3 separate regions of the Mus musculus genome follow, and all the other regions are linked to region 1. Evidence: chromatin loops called from intact Hi-C (ENCODE). Cell type or tissue: left cerebral cortex. All regions are shown on one strand.

What was found. Peaks named below come from ENCODE experiments on the same cell type or tissue, not always from the same donor. Only the 100,000 strongest peaks of a DNase experiment are listed, where the experiment ranks them.
Region 2: a loop joins it to region 1, with 4 times the contacts of the local background. A loop is called at or near these places in 5 of 42 quality-filtered maps.
Region 3: it touches region 1 in a loop (10-fold over the local background); 13 of 42 quality-filtered maps call a loop at or near these places.

What each region holds. Positions count from the first base shown.
Region 1 is chr6:5,854,302-5,862,301 of GRCm38, forward strand. All of the region lies in intron 6 of Dync1i1 (dynein cytoplasmic 1 intermediate chain 1), which reads left to right. Among named protein-coding and RNA genes, the nearest start is that of Gm34527, 38 kb to the left of the region's middle. In left cerebral cortex, a CTCF peak has its summit at 4,256 (motif pointing right); DNase peaks (open chromatin) are centred at 306, 3,218, 4,294 and 5,029.
Region 2 is chr6:7,657,340-7,665,339 of GRCm38, forward strand. All of the region lies in intron 2 of Gm35051 (a long non-coding RNA gene), which reads left to right. Among named protein-coding and RNA genes, the nearest start is that of Asns, 32 kb to the right of the region's middle. In left cerebral cortex, a CTCF peak has its summit at 3,570 (motif pointing left); a DNase peak (open chromatin) is centred at 3,550.
Region 3 is chr6:6,911,322-6,919,321 of GRCm38, forward strand. No RefSeq gene overlaps it. Among named protein-coding and RNA genes, the nearest start is that of Gm22155, 9.0 kb to the right of the region's middle. In left cerebral cortex, a CTCF peak has its summit at 4,025 (motif pointing left); a DNase peak (open chromatin) is centred at 4,024.

The DNA.
Region 1 (8,000 bases):
GCTCCCTCAGTTCCGACTGCTGAGACCCATCCTTCACAGGAGGCCTGAGAAAATGGGCACATAGTAGGTTTCAGGACAACACTTTGTAGGGACACTATTTGGAGAGCCACAGTGCCAAAAGGTCTACACGGCCAAGAAGATGAACAAGGAGAAAAGGTGCGGCTTGTGTTTCAAGCTCACATCAACTAGTTACACACGGCTGATGAGAGCACTCTGGAGACTAGCAAGGGCGCTCCTTGTTCTGATCTGCATTTGAGATGTCCCCACCCAGGCTCATAGCCAAGCTTGTTCTCCATCTGGCGGAGCAACTTTGGAAGGACTTAGAACCTTCAGGAAGTGCAGCCTCCCTGGCAGAAATGTGTCACCAGCAAAGAACCCTTGATGGCTATATCCGGGCTCCTAGTTCCTTCTTCTCTCCACTGCCTGTTCCAATGTGATGGGAACAACCCCTGCCACCTGCTCCTGCCAGGAATCAAGCTGCTCCGCTGTGGCTTTCCTGTCACAAGGGACTGAAACACTGTGAATCGTGAATACAGAGTCTTTCATCCCTTCTATTATTTCTGTCTACCATTTCTGCCATGTCAGGGGAAAGATAAGTAGCAAAGCCCATGACTCTGGGGCTGGGCAATCCGTGAAGATGTCATCCAAACTGTTCTAAGGTCTCCACTCATCAGATGAGGGCTAGAGAGATGGCTCCGCAGTTAGGAGTACTGGCTGCTCTTCCAGAGGTCCTGAGTTCAATTCCCAGCAACCACATGGTGGCTCACAACCATCTGTAATGGGACCTGCTGCCCTCTTCTGGTGTGCCAGGGACAGCTACAGTGTACTCATATACATGAAATAAGTAAAACTCAAAACAAACAAAAACCTGCACATCACAACCAATATCCATCCATGGAGCAGCAGCCGAGAAACTCGAATCCTCACTTGAATCGTGCATGTGCCCTACTTGTAAGCCTTTCAGCTTTGACCTGTTCTGTGGCCAGAACTATATACAGATATCCCACAGTATCCTGGGAAATTGGTTTCAGAACTGGCTCTCCCCCCCACCCCGCCCCCTTGGACACTTAGGTCTGGGCATGCAGAAGTTCCCTACAGAAAAAATGGTGTAGTGTCTGGATGCTACCTGTGTACACCCTACCACACTCTTTAAATTGTGTAGGTAACTCACAACATTGAACACAACACAGATGTTCTATATTATCTGTGAATCTTTGGGATAGAGATTAGCTTTGAAATTATGTTCTGTCTATAGTCTATTAGATGCCCCAATATAGAACTCCGAAATATCAGGGTTCCTTTGTGACTCGATGTTAGCCCCAGCCTGCTTTGCATTTGTCAGATGAGCTAGACAGCAGGCAGAAGCACTAATCTGTCACTCCCGGAGAAAAACAACCCAAGCTCGCTGCCTCTCATGGCCGTGTGCTTATGCTCATTTCCTCTGCTCTGGGAAGCCTGGAGTCCTTCCCTTGGCAGGACGGGCCTGGCTGCTATCCCTACACATCCCCTACTGTTTCCATAGAAAGAATTTCCCAACCTTCTTGTGTATTCTTTTCTATTTTGGTTGTTTTCATAAGATGCTTGTAATGATTTTGTGGGTTGCAGATTAAGAAAAGGAAATTTTTGAAATAGGACGTTCAAAGGACATGCCTTACCCATATTAGGTCAGCTGTGCCATTCCTATGTGTGGATAGAACATTTTCACCCCTTAATAAGATTAGTAACTGAAGATGATATTAGTCACAATATGAAATAATGTTCCCTTTTAAATGTGATGATCGTTCTGATTTATTTCCCCATCTGCGAGATGAGAATGATAATTACCCCTTTGAAAATATCATATGGTCAAATTAGTTAATGTTGGACAAGCATTTCAGAATGAAGATACCTAATAATTTATTAGTGGCTCCGCTGGCATGCAATTTGAGAATGAAGTCTGCCTTTGAGGAATTGGCGCTTGTGTTAATTCATGTTTTCCTTAAATTCCATGGAGCTCACGAATGTACTCTCTCTCTGGGTGCCAGCCATACCCAACTGTGGCACATGGCCTTGTAGCCTTTGCCCAGCTGTGGCACATGGCGTTGCAGCCTCTGCCTGGAGAAGACATGTCTGAGAGGGCAACAGTCTGGCAGTCAGGATCTGAAGTAGAGACTGAGCAGATAAGCCACTCACATACTTCTTAATTTACTGCTTTCCTTTTGATTAAAAGACTTTTGTTTTTCATTTGTGAGGAAAGGAGAAATCTCACAGCACCTCATTTTCTGCTGTGTCCCTCGAGAGCCCTAGACCCATTCATGACCTTGGACAGAACAATCCTATGTCTCAAATGAGACAGGAAACATGAACGCTCATCTTCATTTACTCCCTTCAGTGCTAGCTTGATAGCAGAGCACTTCCTAATTCAGAAAGCAGTATTTTCTCTATTCACAAAGGAATCTGTGGAGAATAAACATTTAATTTCCAATACATAGTGATGGCTGTCCCTCACTAAATTCTGTATTCTGGAAGCTCCAGCTGGTCTCTATACATCAAGTCCGAAAAAGGCTGTGGCTGGCAAAAATTCATATACCTGTGTAGAGGAAATGTTGGTATTTGACCATGTGTCTCTCTGGTCCTTCACTTTCCTTATTAACATATATTTTCTAGACCCCAGGTAGGGTGTTATATTTCTATACATCTCTACAAAACAGTATGAAGCAAGGTAAGAGAAGTTATCAAATATTCAATGTGGGTTTCTTTCCATGGCTCTATGATAGATATCAGTCAAGGGAAAGTCACGGGTTCACAGAATGGAATACTTATTTGTCAAAAAATTAAAATCTAAAGGTTTTACTTTTTACTCTGTAAATTTATGTATGCAGCTTCCTACACCAGCAATGTCAGAATAGTCCCCTTGACCAGTTTTCCTTTAGTAGCTCTTCAGCTTTCGTGTGTCATGCCAATAAAAAGACTCTGCACTGCCGAGGCGTGCTAAGGAGGCACAGAGAAAGAGGGGAATCGGGGATGCAAGAGAGAGTGTGGAGGGTGGGCACACAGCGAAGCCGGGTAGATATATGTGTGCAAATGTGTATACAAGCAATACACACCATGATAACAACAGTTAGGGCACAGGACGGGTTCCTGTGCAGCTCACAGGCAGAGGAAATAAAGTGCCTGGCAGCTCACTCACTCAGTAACAGGAAAGGTGGGCGGCAGGGGACTGGACTCCCCAACAGGAAGAGAAAGTATACAACTGCTTTTGCTACTTTAAGTCAGTGCACCCAGAAAGCCTCGAGCTGTTGTCTCTGGGAGGATGTGCCTGGAGCTGTAGCACTCTGCCTGCCTGACAGAGCATTTAGGAGTTACACTGATCCCCCACATTTGAAATACTTATTTAAGAGGGAGCAGTCACTGATGGGAATAGTTGTAACTAAAAATCTTGCTCAAGTACTATATATATATATATATATATATATATATATATATATATATGTGTGTGTGTGTGTGTGTGTGTGTATATATATGTATATATATATGTATGTATGTATATATATATAAATTATATATATATACATACATACACACACATATATACATACACACCACACATATATATGCATATATATATATATATATATATATATATACATGTGTGTGTGTGTGTGTATACAATACTTTCCATTTAAAGTCCCTTGGTTGTGGGCTTTGGGACTTCGGGACCAGTAAAAAGCTCCTTGTTATTGTTCTAGATGTGAAACTGGGGATTTGTATGCAGATCCTAGGGAATGGGTGTGAAATTGGTTTAAATTATGTGAATTTCAGGAATATCACTATGTCTTTATTTGTACAGTTGCTGATGAAGAAGAATTTTAATTTGAGTGTTTATATGTTTTTTAAAAAGATAAAGTAGACATTTGCATGCTATAAACCACATTTTCTCATCTTTCTGACAGACTTACATTACATTTAGAAATAGCTAAAGTTTCTCATTTAACTTGTAACGTGTGAGTACAAGTAATTTCCTTAGCATATGTCTTCTCTTGGACATTCATTCTCTTATCTCTTAAACCCTTCTTAGCCCCGCTTTCAATCCTGCGTTAACCTCTTTGTGCTTCAGTGTCCCTCTTGTAAATGGGAGTAATGCCTACCTCACACGGTTGTTGCGGGGATTAATTAGAGAGGAAGTCTGTAAAGCATTTAAAAGTTTCTTGAAGACGGCGCTATATAAATACAAAATAATATCTTTTTTTAAAAATCCTGCATTAGTTTAGAAAACAGCCAGTAGGCGGCGCTGCTAGCTCGCTTTTTGGAAAACCCGCTGGCACCCTGATTTCAGCTCTTTTGAAAACATGGAAATTATTTTAGTTTAGTCAAAGCAATCAGAGTGAGAAAATTGGATGAAATACTTCAAAGTTGTCTTTTCGTGTCTTTTGCTACCTCGACCCAAAAACCAAGAATAAAGCTAGGCTACTGCTTTTTCTTTACGTGTCTGAGACGCCCTTAACTGACCCACAGTAAGGATGACTTTGGGAGGTTAAGGTAACCGAGTGTGATTATCTAATTTTTCCATCAGCTTGAGGTTCTGATGTGAAAGTTCTATTCATGGAGAGCCAGAAGAAGGGGGAAATAAAAACCTGTTTACACTTTCACTTTCCAACTGGCCTTGCCAGTTATCCCTTGACCTGGTGTAATGATGAGAAAATATCTATGTAGCCTTGGCCTCCCGAGCTGTGGGCTGGGAGGGGTCTGTGGGGAGGTTGAAGCTGGGGGAGGGGAGAAGTACAAGGCTTGGAGGTAAGACTTTTGCAGATTCAAACGCATTCTCCCAGGGTGCAGATGTGTCTTGACACCCTGTGGAGACTCTCTGAAGTGATCCAAAGGGAACTTTCCACCCTTGCCTCGCACCTCCATTCTTTGAGATGAACTATTGACAGTCCCTCTGTGTTTTATAAACCGCCATGTAAAAACCGTTGCAAACTGAATTAGCCAGCCAACACACTGCGAAGACCTCTTCCAAAGAAAATGCTTCAGCTAAGCATTTCTTACCAAGAAACGCTGGAACCTCCCCAGCTCGTATTCTGCACAATTCCCCCGCCCGCCAGACACCCCGGACCATGTGTATGTTCAAAGTGTTAGGTTGAAACAGACACTAGCCAAGCAACGACACGTGACCGCCGTTCATCTTTTTGAGTGTGCGGGTCGTGGTCGTGCCTGCGGAAGGCATCTGATGCATCCCACCCAGGGCATATCCCACCCAGGGCATCTGAGCTCTGCTTCATGTGGTTTTTCTCCCCACCCCCCACCCCCCCACCCCCCGGGCATTGAGCACTAGCTGGTAGGTGACACTTTTGGCTGGCCTCGTAGCTGGCTGCAGCCGTCTGTCTGTCCTTCCATGGCATGAAAAGTGTGTCCACTAGCTAGCGACTGTAGGCTCAGAGAAACTTCTGCCCCCCTGGCCTGGGGGCTGCAGTAGCATTATCAATCAGTCTCTGAGATGAAGCCTACAGGAGCAGGGGAAATTTGTGCAATCCTCAACGGTAAACACGGGGACCGGTGGTTGAGGTTTCGGAATTGAGAAACATTTGAAAATGTCTATTTGAGTATCTAAAGTAAACCTTTCTTTTCAAGAGAAGGGGGAGCTGAGGGGAACTCTCTGGGTGGCCTTAGGGAGCTCAGCTCACCTTTTGCCTTCATGTCTCTTTTCTCAAACGGTGGGGGTGGGGAAAGAAGGGGAAAGAAAATAAAACCTTGCTTGCTTTTCTGGTTTGTAGATGAGTCCTTTTCAGTTCCCGTCTCACTCAACGGCCAGCCAGCTAACTTAATTTTCATCCATCTTCTTCTCACAGCCCCTCATACACCCACACGCATGTTCTACACCTTCTCTCTCAGCTCTGTGGTCAGTACCAACCAAGCCCTGATGTGACCCCCGGCCCCCATGGCTTTACTGTAGATTTCCCTTGGAGTCTTCCCTTACTCGTCTAACTTTTCTTCTATCGCCTGAAGCTCCTTACAGCTGAAGTGCTTCCAAGTCCTGGCAGACAGCTTCCAGCTCAGGAGGACAATGACAGAGGTGTGGACGGATGCAGATGCAGCAAGGGAAACAGCAGGTGTGCGTGCGCGTGCGTGCGTGCCTACGTACCTGCGTGCGTGCGTGCGTGCATCTTCTACCAGTTGGCTTTCTTTATCCAGTATGTTGCTGTGTGGCCAAAGAAATCCTTTAGGAAAGAAAGCGAGCTTAACGCAGAGGTGAAGAGAAGGTTGCCGGGGGCCCTCACGGGAAGATGTGTTTAGAGCTGACGTCTTGCTCCCCTTTATGCTTGCTCATCTTAAAGTCTTTATTTCAAACACATACTTGTGTTCACAAACCCCCATCCTAATTTATTTCTCCTTTCCACCACGGTTTGCATATCTTCACTTAAGAAACAGGTTCCGTTTCCCTGGATTCCTGCATTTTCTGTTTTAACATGAGAGCCTCTCAGATTTCACTCTTGTGAGGACTTTGTGAGTACTGCTCAAAGTCCTGGAAACTGCACCATGAGGACAAGATGGGAGAGACAAAAGTCTTTGCTCCTTTGTAAAGCAGGAGACCCCAAAATAACCACGAATGATTATTCAATTCTTGTGCAGTAGTGGCTCCTCAATATTAACTCTGCTGTGTTTCTATATCTATTTATGGGAGGCTGTGACCCTAGGAAATTAGCAGTGAATTCTAATGAAATATGTAAGAGATGTTGTCTCTGAGTTGCACTACTCTCAAATAAGTCAAAACATGATCTAGATATGAGGTTTGATGGCTGGCTCAATGTTCCTTCAACAGGAGACAAGTTGGCTGCAGGCTAGCTGGTTAAAAGCTTGTCATGCTAATTTCGGTTGTAAATGCCATGAGATTTCCATTTTTCTTTCTATAAGTATGGGTTAATTTCACAAACGGGGTTAGTTAGGTTTGAGGTTTGCAAAAGAAAAAGAGAAAAAAAAAGGTCTCTTTTCACAAAGCAGTGTTTGGAGGAAAATGCATGAAGCAAAGTCAGAGAAAAAGAGTGTGAGGCTGGCTGTTTGTGGAAAGTTGTAGCAGCCAGTGCTGGAAACAAGAGAAACCAATGGATGCTAAGCACGTGATTGTCCACCAAGAAAGGACAAGCTCAACCAATGCCTTTATATGCGACAGACAGCATGTGGCAGACCTGAAGACCTGGCCTTGATGTTTAAAAGCATTGAAAAATCAGCATGAAAAACGGCATGTTCTTCTCTTGTACAACCTGGGGAGAGATGGGACACAAGAACGGAACAATGGATTAACATATTTGAAAGTGAATCTTTAAGAATAAACTGGGAACACAGAAATGGAGTACATTCCAGGTGGTGTTGGAAGTGTGAGATGTTCACCCTGCATGAGACAAAGGCTGGAATGAGCCAAGAGGACATAGACAGGAGCTTCTCGGTAGACAGTGTCTCGGAGGCCATGAAACACCACCTGCAACCCTTCAGATAACTCCTGACCAAGGGCATAGAGTGGGAAATGGGGTAAAAGAGTGACCTCCTGGCCAAGAAACTGGGCAAGACCTCAGCCCAAAGGCCACGGTCCACTCCAGCAACAGCAGTTGCCCTGGGACCAGCTGTGGGGTCCTCACCAGAGAAGATTGCTCAGACATGGGTTCAGCCAATAGAAGGTCTTTATTACCCAGCCAGCTGACGGCTATAAAGGGGCTTGGGGATCCCAGTGTAGCACCAAACCTTTCTCAGGTTGAGCTTTTCAGCAACACCCCACCACCACCGTGTTCTGGGTTGACATACTCCAGTTAACAAGAAGAGTTCACCAGAAGCAAAAAAAAAAAGAAAGCAAGCTGATTACATTTTGAGACTTTCCCAGAGCTGTGGACTTTTGGATTAAGCCTTTGTTGTAGTTTTGGCAGGTGATGCTGTCTGCATGCTGAGGTTTTACAGCCTGAATGGCACTCGCATCATGGAGTCATTTGTGCTGAGGTCTGTGGCCCTGTAACAATAGCACGTGTGATATTATAAGA
Region 2 (8,000 bases), 1.8 Mb after region 1:
AGTGCTAGTGCAACCAACTTGCTAAATCAAGTGGACAACTGCTCACATGGAGGTCACATGTGTAACTCAAGCTACTTCGGTTTTTAAAGCACAGTGGTGTTTTCTCTCACCCATTAGGCTTATATACACACCACGGAAAATGTACGACCACATACAAGCTGGAAAGTGGCTTTCAAATGTCTCAAGGAAAGAGACTTGTCTTTCTTGAATCTAAGCAGGGTAATACAGCCTGTGATCCCAACTCTCAGGGGGCTGGGGCAGGAGGATCACAAGGTTAGGGCCAATGTAGGCTTCACAGTAAGCTGTCATCTCAAATAACTCAGTAATAAGCAAAACAAACAAATGTGTATTTTTAAATTTTATTGTATTTTTCAACACTTTCTTTTCTTTTTTTATTTTTATATATTTCAAGATTTTATTTTTCTCACTGTGTACCCCTGGCTGTCCTAAAACATGCTCAGTAGACCAGGTTGGCCTCATACTCACAGAGATCAGCGTGCCTCTGCCTCAGAGGTGTTGGGATCAAAGGCATGAGCCACCTGGGCACAACTTTGTATTTTATAGATGTCTTTGAATGGTAGTCTAAGTCAGTCTCTCCTGGTGGGCACTGCTGTGTATTTTATAGATGTCTTTGGATGGTAGTCTAAGTCAGTCTCTCCTGGTGGGCACAGCTGTGTATTTTATAGATGTCTTTGGATGGTAGTCTAAGTCAGTCTCTCCTGGTGGGCACTGCTGTCAGTACTGGGACTGAGTAAGTCCTCGTTCTACATTCTCTGACATGCTTAATATTTCTGGAACCAGTAAAAGTTGAATTATTTCCAGTAATTTCCTTAGTATTTGGCCAATGATCCTTTAAAGAAATGGTAAAATCTAAGGGTAAAGAGAAAGCTTATTCTTAGAGCCATAAAAACACTTTCCCTTGCCTCACCTGTAAATGATGCATAATGGTGAATCTAGTCTTAGAAACCTTAGTAAAATGTATTTCATTCATGACAGAAATCCAATAAAGGCAAATGAAATATGATTGCAGTTAATAACTAATACATTTTTAAAATCTTCATAACAATAAAAAAGAGCTAATACCAGTAAGAAACAGGACCAAGAAAATCTCCAAAAAATGCAAATTAAAAAAAAAAACTATTAAGAACGATTAACAAGAAAACCATGCTCAAAGGCAAAGGGATATAAATGGTATTAATTTTAATAGTGAAATAGGCTGCAGTGGCCTGATGTTGAAGTTTAGTTTCTAGAACTTATAGTAGAATGAGGGAAGCAACTCCTGAAAGTGGTCCTCTGACCTCCACACAAGTGCTCTCTCTCCTCTCTCTCTCTCTCTCTCTCTCTCTCTCTCTCTCTCTCTCTCTCACACACACACACACACACACACACTCACACACACACATACACACACACATGCACGTGCACACATGCTATCACACACACATACACAAGCACACATGATGTCATACTCATGCTGTCTCTGTCTCTCTCATACACACACACACACACACGTACATGTATAAATACCACACATGCACCCACCACACACAGCAAACACACAGCACATGCACACATGCTGTCACACACACATACACACACAAACACACTACACACACCACATACCACACATTCACATACACACACATGCATGCACACGTGATGCACAGAATAATAATAAACAAAATTAAATTTTCAATGATATTTTACCTTTAGAACTAGAAACTATATTTAAATAAAAATGCTCATTGATGGTGAGGATTCAAAGAACCATGGGTATAGAGACAGATCCTTGTAGGTCTCATGCAGGAAGTTTAAGGAGAGATATCAAACCTTACCATGTTATAAATCATTTAATCCACCAACCCTACCTTCAGGAACTCAGTTTTATCACTACAGATGTGAACAAATATTCATCTGCAATATTATGTGTCAAATGATCACTTTCATCATAAAAGGTATACACACACACATATATATGTATATATATACCCTACAGTTTAAGAACAGAAACATTAGATGAATTGCTGCATAGTCAAAAAATATAATATGAATCTTAAATTATGATTTTTGAGAGCTGAAGTTGTGAAACATATTCTAAGAATATTACTCAGGAAAGCACAAAATACAAAGCAGGATGCTAAACAATATGTGGAAAATATTATAGTTCTTTTAAAAATATATAAACCAGTTGGGCTGGGCTGGAGACATGGGTCAACAATTAAGAGCACTGCTGCTCTTGCAGAGGACCCAGATTTTGTTTCTAGCACCCAGATGGTGGCTCACGGTCATCTACAACTCCGTTTCTATGGCATCCAACACTAGGTTCTGACCTCTGCAGGCATTTGTATGCACATATACAGATGAAAAAACATTCTGTATCTTGTCCAATGTTTTCTAGATTGGAGACATCAGTGTTTATGAACTGAGAAATCTAACACGGTGCCTTGCAACACTGCAGGCATATTAAAAACATACCTGGCTAATCACATGTGTTCTTATCTTGTTTCATCTGCTGTATTAAAACAAACAAACAAAACACTGACAAGAAACAACTTAGAGGAGAAAGGGTTTAATTTGCAATTCTAGGTCACATCCCATCATTGTGGGAAAGTCAAGATAGGCCGCTGATCAAGTCGCATTCACAGTCAAGAGCAGAGAAAAATAAATATATTACACAATCACTTGTTTGCTTACTTGCACTTAGCTCTATTTCTCATTCTTATACTGTTCACAACTCCTGTGTAGGGAATGGTGCTGCCCACAGTAGCCTGAACCTTCCCACATCAATTAATTGACTTTAGACCATCCTGCATAGACACACCCACATAATGCATAGGCAGTACTTCATTGACATTCTCTTACCAGGAGATTCTAGGTTGTGTCAAATTGACAATAAAAACTAACTAGCACAACATGTATAAATAATGACTACCAAAGCACTATAAAAACACTCACTAAAATGACTATTTCTTTTTAGTTCCAAGATTGATTGTGTCTTTCTTTATTTATTTATTGTTTCTGGGTTGTATATAATGCGTATGTATGACGTTCACTCAGTTAAAGGAAATTATGGATCTTAAAGGGGGGGATTTTAGTCATGCTGTAGCTGGTTTGCCCATGTGTCATGCTCAGCTGTTACTCATAATCTGAACTCATTCAGGAGTCAGCTCGCTAGCTGAAGTGGCAGGGATGCTACAAAAGTAAGACAGGAGCTTAGCAACCACACACTGTATCTAGATGCATGAACAAAGTAAGGGAGGAATAACACCCCCTGCACACACACACACACACACACACACACACTCACCCCGAAGAGGACAGGGTCCAGGGCCAATTTCACTGAAACTCAAATCACAAAAGCATCATAGCAAAGAGTGTTGGACAATTATTCCTTTATTGTGTCTCACCTGAGGTATTGTTTGAACTGACTGTTAACAGATGTCAATATTATAGTTAGTATTTGTAGAAGGGTTTGGTTGCCTTCAAATTGGAACACTACTGGCTTCATTAGTCTTAGTTGCCTTGTGTAAAAAAAGAGACAGCAAGCACGAGTTCCACCTAGTGGCCATATCATATTAATGCACAAGGCTACCAATGAACTTAGAAAATAAGTCATAATAAGTCTAGGAACTGGCTCTTCACCCTAACACGCCTTATCAGCTGCAGTACCCTGATTTCCAAAACTTCCTTCCTACCTACAGTTTAAATTTTTATAAATGTGACAGCTCTGGTCATCCTGGAAAAGATGTTACTCTGAATTGTCATTATCTCTCTAGCATAAATTACCAAACATAAAGGCAGACTGGCATTTGGTCTGTCATAGCATTGTCTATCCTGCAGTCAGACTCGCCTGGATCCCTCCTCATTCACTTCAAACAGTTGTTCTTTCCATGATCCAAGACACTGAAAGCATGAAAATGAAAGAATACATTTTGTTCTCTAGCTGATGAGAAGTGATGATCTATGCTAAATAAAATATATAGGAAGCCATTTGGTCTGATGTTCTGATGTAGATGCCAAAGTACTGACCTGCAAGGAAGATATTCATGCTAAAGTTGCACACAACTAAGTTACTTATCTGAACTGAGAGATCGGGAGAGGGTCCAGTGATACTCAGACTTCCGAAAGCATCAATAGTCAACAACTCGATAAGCAGGATGGAGGTTGGTCCCATATGGGTTCTTGTATTTGAATAATTGGTTCTCAGTTGGGAGATTGTAGGGCCTTTCATAGATACTGCCTTGCTGGAGGAAGTACATTACCGGGAATAGGCTCTGAGAGTTTATAGCCTTGCCCTACTTCATTTCCTCTTCCTGCTTCCTGTTTGCAGTTAATAGATATGATCTCCCAGGCTACTGCTCCTGCTGACCATTGCCAAGCCTCCCTCACAATTATAGGCTTTCCCTCCGGAAGCACATGCAAAAATAAATAAACTTTTTCTTCTGTAAGTTCCTTCTGGTCATGATATTTTATTACAGAAACAGAAAGTAATTACTAATACAATCAATGCCACCCCTCTTACCTCCCAAGGGGAAGTAATTGGAGATAACCAGATGTTAACAGACCTCTGTACTGTGTTGTACTGTTTCCTTATTCTGCTCGAACTATATTACATAAAACAAAAAACAAACAAACAAACAAAAAAATGTTCTGCCATACCCAAAAGAGAGGTTTTACGTTTTAGATAAAAACTGATTCTGGAGTGGAAAACAAATTCTAATTAGGTCAGTTCATGGACTGTTTTGAAGGTTGTCTTTTGACATGTCATAAGATACTCTTTTGGATTATTATAATGGGGCCAAGTCATCATCTCCTCTAGGCACCCACTCACGATCCCCTTTCTAAAGTATAGTGCTGCCAATAGAGGACACCAGACTCCCCAGCAAAACAGATGCCCCAAGGGTGATGATGGCCAACATTAGAGCTGCATCCTTTCCAATGGCCTGCCCCTAGCCAGTGGGAACTCCCTCATCAGAAATACCCAGAAGGTTCTGCCTTATTTCATGGGCCTCTAGAGTCAAACACTAATTAAATTATGTAAATTATTGTTAACACACAGGACATTTGTTTGACCTAAATATTCTCTAACATTTTAATCATTACTTAAAAAACAAACTTCTACAGAAATCTCTATTTATGGGTTCTCTTACAAGTGGTGTCACCTGGCCTTGAAGAACCAGATCTGAGGACAGACTGAGTGGCCTTCATCATTGTCCATAGCTCCTCAACTCTAGACAGCAACAGTTATGTACATGGGCCTGGTCCCTCTCAGCAACTGAGTATCTGATTTCTGACCAGGTCATCAATACATTGTGGCATTGACAGTAGACCTGCTTCACAATATCCCCCCCACCCCCACTGCCATGAGAAATTGTGTTGCCCAATACAGAGATGGGGCTCCCCACCTCACTTTTTCTTTAAAGTCTGAGATGTTCATTTTCTCACACCGTTATGTTCATGTTAATCACAAAGGAGCACTGGGTATGGCACAGTCCTGGGTCACACTGATTGAAAACAAATAGCCAGAAATACTACCTGAGTAACATGTCAAATCACAAGACAGTGTGACAAAGGGATTTGCATGATCATTTCCTGAAGTTGTGGCTTTTAATACATAACCAAGAAAAGTACTTAACTGTAGATTCACACATACCCAATTCACATATTAAGAATTCACATATTAAGAATTCACATATTAAGAATTGATATTCTTGGATTCGCTAACCGAATCCAAGAACACATTAAAGCAATCATCCATCCTGACCAAGTAGGTTTTATTCCAGGGATGCAGGGATGGTTTAATATACGAAAATCCATCAATGTAATCCATTATATAAACAAACTCAAAGACAAAAACCACATGATCATCTCGTTAGATGCAGAAAAAGCATTTGACAAGATCCAACACCCATTCATGATAAAAGTTCTGGAAAGATCAGGAATTCAAGGCCAATACCTAAACATGATAAAAGCAATCTACAGCAAACCAGTAGCCAACATCAAAGTAAATGGAGAGAAGCTGGAAGCAATCCCACTAAAATCAGGGACTAGACAAGGCTGCCCACTTTCTCCCTACCTTTTCAACATAGTACTTGAAGTATTAGCCAGAGCAATTCGACAACAAAAGGAGATCAAGGGGATACAAATAGGAAAAGAGGAAGTCAAAATATCACTTTTTGCAGATGATATGATAGTATATATAAGTGACCCTAAAAATTCCAACAGAGAACTCCTAAACCTGATAAACAGCTTCGGTGAAGTAGCTGGATATAAAATTAACTCAAACAAGTCAATGGCCTTTCTCTACACAAAGAATAAACAGGCTGAGAAAGAAATTAGGGAAACAACACCCTTCTCAATAGCCACAAATAATATAAAATATCTCGGCGTGACTCTAACGAAGGAAGTGAAAGATCTGTATGATAAAAACTTCAAGTCCCTGAAGAAAGAAATTAAAGAAGATCTCAGAAGATGGAAAGATCTCCCATGCTCATGGATTGGCAGGACCAACATTGTAAAAATGGCTATCTTGCCAAAAGCAATCTACAGATTCAATGCAATCCCCATTAAAATTCCAACTCAATTCTTCAACGAATTAGAAGGAGCAATTTGCAAATTCATCTGGAATAACAAAAAACCGAGGATAGCAAAAACTCTTCTCAAGGATAAAAGAACCTCTGGTGGAATCACCATGCCTGACCTAAAGCTTTACTACAGAGCAATTGTGATAAAAACTGCATGGTACTGGTATAGAGACAGACAAGTGGACCAATGGAATAGAATTGAAGACCCAGAAATGAACCCACACACCTATGGTCACTTGATCTTCGACAAGGGAGCCAAAACCATCCAGTGGAAGAAAGACAGCATTTTCAACAATTGGTGCTGGCACAACTGGTTGTTATCATGTAGAAGAATGCGAATCGATCCATACTTATCTCCTTGTACTAAGGTCAAATCTAAGTGGATCAAGGAACTTCACATAAAACCAGAGACACTGAAACTTATAGAGGAGAAAGTGGGGGGAAAGCCTTGAAGATATGGGCACAGGGGAAAAATTCCTGAACAGAACAGCAATGGCTTGTACTGTAAGATCGAGAATTGACAAATGGGACCTAATGAAACTCCAAAGTTTCTGCAAGGCAAAAGACACTGTCTATAAGACAAAAAGACCACCAACAGACTGGGAAAGGATCTTTACCTATCCTAAATCAGATAGGGGACTAATATCCAACATATATAAAGAACTCAAGAAGGTGGACCTCAGAAAATCAAATAACCCCCTTAAAAAATGGGGCTCAGAACTGAACAAAGAATTCTCACCTGAGGAATACCGAATGGCAGAGAAGCACCTGAAAAAATGTTCAACATCCTTAATCATCAGGGAAATGCAAATCAAAACAACCCTGAGATTCCACCTCACACCAGTGAGAATGGCTAAGATCAAAAATTCAGGTGACAGCAGATGCTGGCGAGGATGTGGAGAAAGAGGAACACTCCTCCATTGTTGGTGGGATTGCAGGCTTGTACAACCACTCTGGAAATCAGTCTGGCGGTTCCTCAGAAAATTGGACATAGTACTACCGGAGGATCCAGCAATACCTCTCCTGGGCATATATCCAGAAGAAGCCCCAACTGGTAAGAAGGACACATGCTCCACTATGTTCATAGCAGCCTTATTTATAATAGCCAGAAACTGGAAAGAACCCAGATGCCCCTCAACAGAGGAATGGATACAGAAAATGTGGTACATCTACACAATGGAGTACTACTCAGCTATTAAAAAGAATGAATTTATGAAATTCCTAGCCAAATGGATGGACCTGGAGAGCATCATCCTGAGTGAGGTAACACAATCACAAAGGAACTCACACAATATGTACTCACTGATAAGTGGATACTAGCCCAAAACCTAGGATACCCACGATATAAGATACAATTTCCTAAACACATGAAACTCAAGAAAAATGAAGACTGAAATGTGGACACTATGCCCCTCC
Region 3 (8,000 bases), 1.1 Mb after region 1:
CTGTATACCTGAATATTCATAATATAGGGATATATATGATAGGAATACATTACAGTGCATGATATTTGCAAAGTATCTGGAGGGCATTTATCACAGCTCTTGATGTCTATTTCTCACACACTCTTGGGACATGAACGTATGGTATGAGCAGAAAGGTAAACTTCAATTCCTTGTTGCATGGGCACAGTTCAAAGCTTTATCAGCCTGAATCTGTCCTTTGTGGTGACTTAGGTGAGATGGAGAAAAAAGAAAGTTTTCTCTGACAAGGATGAGAGGAAGGAAGAGGGTATGTTCTCGTACAGCCCCTGCAATCTTGTACAGTCTTGTACCATCCAATGCAGAGCCTTGTGTTCTGCTGGCCGCACATACTGTCTGTCATCTTGAAGGCTTTTTTCTGTTATCTTTTGCTTTCTCTACATCCCACTGAATCTGTCTGCTGTGTTGAAGGCATGGTGTGAGACAGAGTCACTGATTTTGTTCTTTGGGGAAAATCACAGATGGGTCACCTCAAGATGCAGATACCTAGAAAATAATAATTGGGTGGCGATTCAGCAATATCTGTATCTCAATGTTCAGGAAATACATCCAACTCTGTTTAGGAGCATCCGTAAACTTTTAAAAAGTTAATTAAAAGCAAAAACAAAACTTATACCTGATGTACAGAAGTAAACAAAAAGGTCTACATGTTTTCTCGAGTTTAAGAAATAATTCATCTTTATCTTATTTATTTATTTTTTATGTAGCTGTTTCCTCTAAATGTTAAGACTCAGGAAGCAAAATGAACCAAGGTTCAAGAAGCTAACAGAACTTGTAAGATTTAGGAAGTTCCTGAAGCTTGCAGGATTCATAGACCCTTCTCCAGGGTTATGTAAACAGTAACAGTTGCTGTGGAAAGGAGACTGTGTCCAGCTGAGCTGCCGAGGCATGGGAAGAGCTGCAGAGATGGGGCTTTTGTGGTCATCACGCCCACTGGGGTGGGCTTTTCAGGGCGGTATAAGCAAATCATAATAAACTCACTGGTTTCTTAAGCTAGATGATGGTGGAACATTTCTTTGTTCTGTCATTGGTGCTGTATCTGAGGTCAACAGACTCTTATCCACATTTCCCCAGGTCCATTTTGACTAGCTTAATTCTCTCTCTCTTCATGCATACATATACAGACACTAATATAGGAAATTATTACATATAGTTAGTATCTGCATAACTAATAAGACTATGTACATATATTTATACATACATATATATACATATACACATATATGTATATACACACATACATACATATATATATATATATATATATATATATACACACACACACATATATATATATATATATATATTCTTTTAGCTCCTTAAAGGAGTTACAGTAAGAAGCTGAATCAGAAATGAAAATGCTTCTGTTATCTCAAGAAATCAGGATGAGAAAAACCCCAGGGTTTAAAATTGTGGGTTTAAGCTGGGCTTGGTGGCACACATTTTTTTTTTTTAATAAATAAAGCTTTATTGTTGGGCTGGAGAGATTACTCATGAATAAAAACCATTTGTTGTTCTTGCAGACAAGACCTGCTCTTGCAGGTTCATTTCCCAACACTGACATGAAAGGTCATAATCACCTGTAAACCCAATACCAAGGGATCATCCTAGAGCCTCTCCTGTCTTCCATAGGCACCAGGCATGCGTGTAGTACACGGACATACATGCAGACCAAACACACACATACGTATAAATTAAGACTAGATAGACAATAGACAGGTATGCAGACAGAGGATGGTTGGATAGATAGATAGACAGACAGACAGACAGACAGACGGACAGATTATGGACAGATAGACAGACAGAGTGAGCTTTATTAGAGTACACAACTATGGCAGCTTTTCTCTACAACAGTGGATTAGGGAAATTGAGACAGAGACCACATGGGCCCCAGAGCCTGCAACATTTGCCTATCTAGCCCTTTACAGAAAATGTTTGCTGACCCTGGTATAGACTATAGTGAGCTATAGAGCACATTTTTTTTTCATTAAAATTAAGCATTGGTCATTTAAATAATGGCCAGGGTAAACAAAATAAGTCAGGTTGAGATTCTTGCCTGGTCTTGGAAATGAGGCTGCAACTGAAACCAGCTCTATCTTGCATTTTCTCTGCTGTGCTGAGACATCACCTGCTCTTCTCTCCTAAGGCAGTGTATTTCTCTTCAATGAGGTTTCTTTTTTTTTTAATATTTTTTTATTACGTATTTCCCTCAATTACATTTCCAATGCTCTCCCAAAAGTCCCCCATACTCCCCCCCCCCACTTCCCTACCCACCCAGTCCCATTTTTTTGGCCCTGGCGTTCCCCTGTACTGGGGCGTATAAAGTTTGTGTGTCCAATGGGGGTGGCACACATTTTTAATCCAAGTACTAGAAAAGCAGAGGCAGGTAGATTTCAGAGTCTGAGGCCAGCCTGGCCTACATACTGAGTTTCAGAATAACCAAGGCTACCCAGAGTGACCCTGTCTTAGGAAGAAAAACCAAACCATGGGCGTATTCACTTTCTCTTAGTGTAGTGTGCAGCTGACTGCCTATCACTTTGAAGAGTATCTTAGAGTATCTTAGTATCTTAGAGTATGCAGAGTCTGGGCTCTCTTCCCAGCATGAGATTCCTGGGGATGGAGCTCAGGTCTTCAGGTTTGATGAGAAGCATCTTTATCTGCTGAGCCACCTAAAAGGCTTTATCTTACAGGATGTGATGGTTAATATGGGCTGCTCACTTGACAGGATGGTCCAGGAGCCAAGCCTCACGACGGCTGAGAGAGTTTATAGACTAGGTTAATTGGGGGGAAAAGACCCATGGGAGGTGAGCTGAGCGCTAGTGGTTGCTTCTGGATCTTGAGGATGGGTGCAGTGTGGTCAGCCTCTGTGTATTTCCAGGCCTGCCCCAGCGCAGTGGACTGTGTTTCCTGGACCTCTAAGCCAAAATAAATCCTTCCCATTTCCCTGCAAATTGTTTCTGTCAGAGCATTCTATTAGGGCAGTGGGAAGAGTAAGCAATATGGGAGAGTAGTGGGGAAAGAATTTTGGTTTAATAACATTTAGTTACTAGAGAAGATGGCTTTTAAATATTTCATAAGGTATGTTATACAGTGTTTATTTACAAAGAGTACATACTGTGCTACTTAAGAGCTTTTATTAGGTACCCAAACATGGTATTACAGGTTGTTATGTTCAGACCATAGTCTATAGTCTAAACATATAAAATAATTGAAATATTTAAAATATTTTTAATGGTGTGGTAATTAGGACTGTGTAAACACATAATAAAATGTGACTTGGGTTTTCAAGGTCTCCGTTGTAGTAAAAGCTGCATTATGAGACAGTCCCACAGAGGACTCAGGAATTCTACTGTAGCCATGAACCTGGGACACATGCAACTAAACCAAGTACCCCAAGTCAGAGCTGAACATATGAAATGTTTTCAGAAGTCATTTGCAAAGGGACTACTCCACAGTGGCAACATGGCCAAGAATACTGCTTAAAAAGCAAGAGCTCATTTCACACAGCCACAGAGAACACAGCACTTAAAAGAGGGTGCTTCTGTGACAAAAGTCAGGCTGGCCCTGGTGGTGCAAGCCTGTAATCACCACACACAGCACAGGTCCAAGGCCTGCCTGTGCTCCAGAGAAAGTTCAAGGGCAATCTCAGTCATTTAGTGAGCCACTGGCTCCAGATAAAAATCACAAAGAGGCAGAGGCTATTGTTCAGTGGTGGAGCCTAGGGTCTCAGTCTCTAGCACCAGGGGATAAAGGGGACAATTGGAACATACTAGTTTTAGACATCGTCACAAACCCTCAAGACGAGTGTCTTGAATTTGCCTTTTAGGAAGAATATGGATGTGTGTGTGTGGTGGCAGAGAGCAGGGGTGACAAGCATTTTGGCAGCAAGTATAATAAACTTACATTTCCCCCCCTTTTGATTTGAAGACTCTTCAAGCTCTCTGAATACTGTACTTCTAAACTTGAGGTAGCCTAGCAACAGTGACATCTAGTGGTCGTGCATACTGCATTCCCTCTCCTTTGAAGGGTCCCTTCAGAAAGAGTCCTATTAGAGTTAAGTGTTTAAAGGTGACACTACAAATATCCACCTTAAAACGGCTCCCCAGGATCTCCAGTGTGCTCCAAAGCCGTGAGGACTGGGACTCAGATGTTTAAGTCTGAGTATCTCTTTGACTTTTCTAAAAGTCTCCTTGTAGGATAGTCCAAAGAGGATAATTGGGCTCACACATTTAAAAGTACAAGTCTGACAGCCCAGCAGGATTTGTGAAGAGTAGAATGCTCTCAGCTGCTTCAAGCCGCTTTTGCCTTGTCCAGCCCCGCCCCCACGATCAGCACCAGAAGGCTACCACCAGGCAGATCTCCCCAAAGAGGAACTTGCATCCGTCTCTCAGCAGCTCCGAGACACCTCACCACACTAAGTTCCCTCACGCTTGTCTGGCTTTCAAGCCACCCTCAACTCATTTCTCTACTCCAGCCAAGTCCGTTTGCCCAGTGCCCTCTGGAACTCTCACCATTTCTCCACTCCTGGCTGTGTCCCTCTTCTCTTCTTTAACGCCCGTCTTCAAAGCTTGTTTTATCTTCATCTAGTCTATGGAGCCATATCTTACTCCCCAACTCTGTTGATTCACAATTGGTATAACACAATGAAGGGTGAAGCCGCTTTACTGATGTCTCATGCTGGTCTCATATGCTAGTGACTAAAAACTGCAAAATCAGAGATTGCTTTCGGTATTTTCATAAATACTAACAGTACAAACATGGAAAACATAATCTCTCCTAGGCAATCCTTAATTTGTTCTCAAGTTTCAGCAGAAAGGCTTAACTCTCTTTGTTTGACTAGCTTATGGACGATAGTTTTTGGTAACTGCTCCTATAATTTTAAACTGAAGTGAAAAGCCATATATCAGCTTGAGGTGTAAAAATTTATTCCTAAAAGATTCTCCAGGCATTACAAGACATTCTTTTACATACACTGGATACTCTATTACGGGGTAAATGACATGGAATAATATGGAATTCTTCTTTCATACCTGAAAAGTTTCTTTCACTGTCTTTAGGAAGGTCATCCAGTCTGAAAATGTTACCTCTTTGACTCAAATTCTGTTTGCTATTGTTGGACAGTTCACCATTTTTTAAATACCCATTATGTACTATCATGTAGGTTCTGTGAGGAATGCCAAATTAAGTTGTTCTAAATGCTAAATTATGATTCCTAATTTTCTTTTTAATGAAAGGAACTTCTGCGAAAGAACTTTGGTAAGTAATGTGTAGATCATTACATATGCAGGAGACTCAGACCAGGTTAAGGCCATATCGGTTAGGATTCAACTGGAGGAGGGTTGAATTCTTTCCTGGGCACTGCATTTTGAAAGAGACAGACAAATTGGAGAGAGTTCAGAGGGGAAGAACGAAATGATCAAAGGTTTGGAAAATCAGCCCTGTGAGGGAAGGTTATGAAAATCAGGCCTGCTCCGCCTAGAGAGGAGAGGACTGGAAAGAACCGTAATAACTCTCCGAAACACATAAAAGGATGTTTGCAGGAGGAAAGGACCAATTATCCTCATTAGTCAACAAGGACAGGACCAGGAGTAATGGGACTTAAGCTTCAGCAAAGGAAGATGAAAAAAGATTAAATATTATAAAAACCTTCGTTTCAGGCAAGGCCTAATGCCTCTTCAGAGTTAGGGATAAAGAAATCAGCTGCCATGATGGCAGCCGAACATGAAAAAACTGGCAGAGAAAACCCTGGCAACACAGTAATTCTCAAGGAAGGAAATAATGGCGGAAATGTGTGTGCTTCTTCACCTCTAGCATAATTCTCACCCCTCCAGTCCAATAAGGTAGTTACTGTCACCAAGGGCCATTCAAACCCATACAGACACATATACAGAACTGCAGAGATGCACTAATCAGGGGCATTAGTTTTAAGATTTGGCGGGGGTGGGGGGTGGGCAGGTGTGTGTGTGTGTGTGTGTGTGTGTGTGTGTGTGTGTGTGTGGCAAAATATTGCATGTTTTTCTCCTGTAAAGAGAGACAGGGTTTGTGTAGCCTTGGCTGTCCTGAAAACCATTCTGTAGACCAGGCTGGCCTCGAACTCAGAGATCTGTCTGCTTCTGTGTCCTCAGTGTTGGGATTAAAGGTGTGTGCCATCACTGCCCATCTGAAATATTGCTGACATGACAAAACTGCAGCATTGTAAACTGGCAGGGCTGTGGTTGTCTGCAGAAGTCCTATATACGATCAATATAGTCAACACTACAGAACGGAGAAGGAAGGAGTTTGTGAGCCCCACCCAAGCTGAGGCGCTATTGACAGTTGATGGCTGCTGAGAGAGAATCAGTTTTTTTTTGTTTGTTTTTTTTTTAAGACATTGACCATACTCCAAGGGATGGCCCCACATCCATGAGTGATGGGCAGCACAGACTGGACTCAGTGATTATGAAACAAGAGCAACAAAGGAGGTGCAGTTGAGAGAGGGTGGGAGATGGAGTAGGTGTTAGGGAGATGAGTAGGAAGTGAATCTGATCAACACACATTATATTATAGGTGTGTGAATCTCATAGTCATGCATTATATGTGTGTCTGCAGTCTCAAAAGTTAACAAAAACATTTTATTAAAAATTATAAATATTTGTCACCTAGAGAGCTGGCTCAGTGCTTCAGAGCACTTACTGCTCTTGCAGGGGATCTGAGTTGTTTCCAGCACCCACGTGGTGACTATCAACCACCTGTAACTCCAGTGTTAAAGAACCTGATGCCCTCTTCTGGCCTCTGTAGGACACACATAGACATACATCTAGGCAAAACACCCACACTCATATAAAATAAAAGCAAATACATTTAAAAAGAAAAATTATAACTATTTGAGGCAATGAATATGTCAAATATCATGATTTCACATCACACATATGTATTGAAACATTAGAGACTCTCCTATAAGTACATGCAATTATTATGTGCCCGTAGGGATAAAACCTATAAAATTAATTTAAAAGTTGAGTTCTTCAGCAGAAATATTCACATAGCTGAGTCTTGAGTGGATAAAACCATAAAGATTCGTTTGACAAATACCCAAATACCTCTCTAGGAATGAGGAGCCTTTATCAGATTTAATTTGATGATGAACTCAATTTAATCTATAATGCTGAAAGGAAAAGCTTAATCTTAATTTTTAAAGAGAATATTTCAGAAAAAAACAGGCATCAGGAATTTGAAGATAGTTTGTAAAGTGATTGCCACAGGAATGAATATAGTTTTTGTTTGTTTGTTTTTAGACTTTGTTACGTGGTGCAGATTAATATTCCAGAAAGAAAACCCTCTGGTTGGCGTAGCTTGAACTGTACACGCATCTATCTTATCAGTTTAAATCCTGTTAAAGGTATTCCTAACAGGTGAGGCATAACCACAAGAAGGAGTGGTTACCAGATGCTTACAGGCAAAACCCAAATATATGCTCTCAGAGAGTGCCACAAACGTAGATTCTTGAGCTTGACATTTTAAGTACAATTTGTGAACACTGTACTGTGGCCTTCATGGCTCTCTCCATCTACCAGAGATTAATTCTAGAGTCCTCGCTAATATGATGAAGAGAGATGAACCAGCCAAAGGAACACTTTTACCTCAGACAATAATTTGTTACACTGTGGCTATGAATTGCCTCTACAACGTGGTGTGGGAAACGCCTGTTTTCATCTGTGGTCACCTGGAGTGTGGCCTTGAAGGTTATCCTTGGTACCCAGGCCCTTCTTCTCCTTCTGCTTCCTGCCCACAGGAGATGAAGAAGCTGCTTTGCTGCATGCCCATACTATCACCATGTTCTACTCAAGTGCATGGGCCCAAGTGAGCATGAGCTAGCCGCCCACCCCTGGAAGCCAAGTGTGACATAAATCCTTTGGCTCTTGTTTCTGCCGCGTATTTGACCACATTAGTGATAAAAATAATGTGCATGGGACAAGACTTACCTT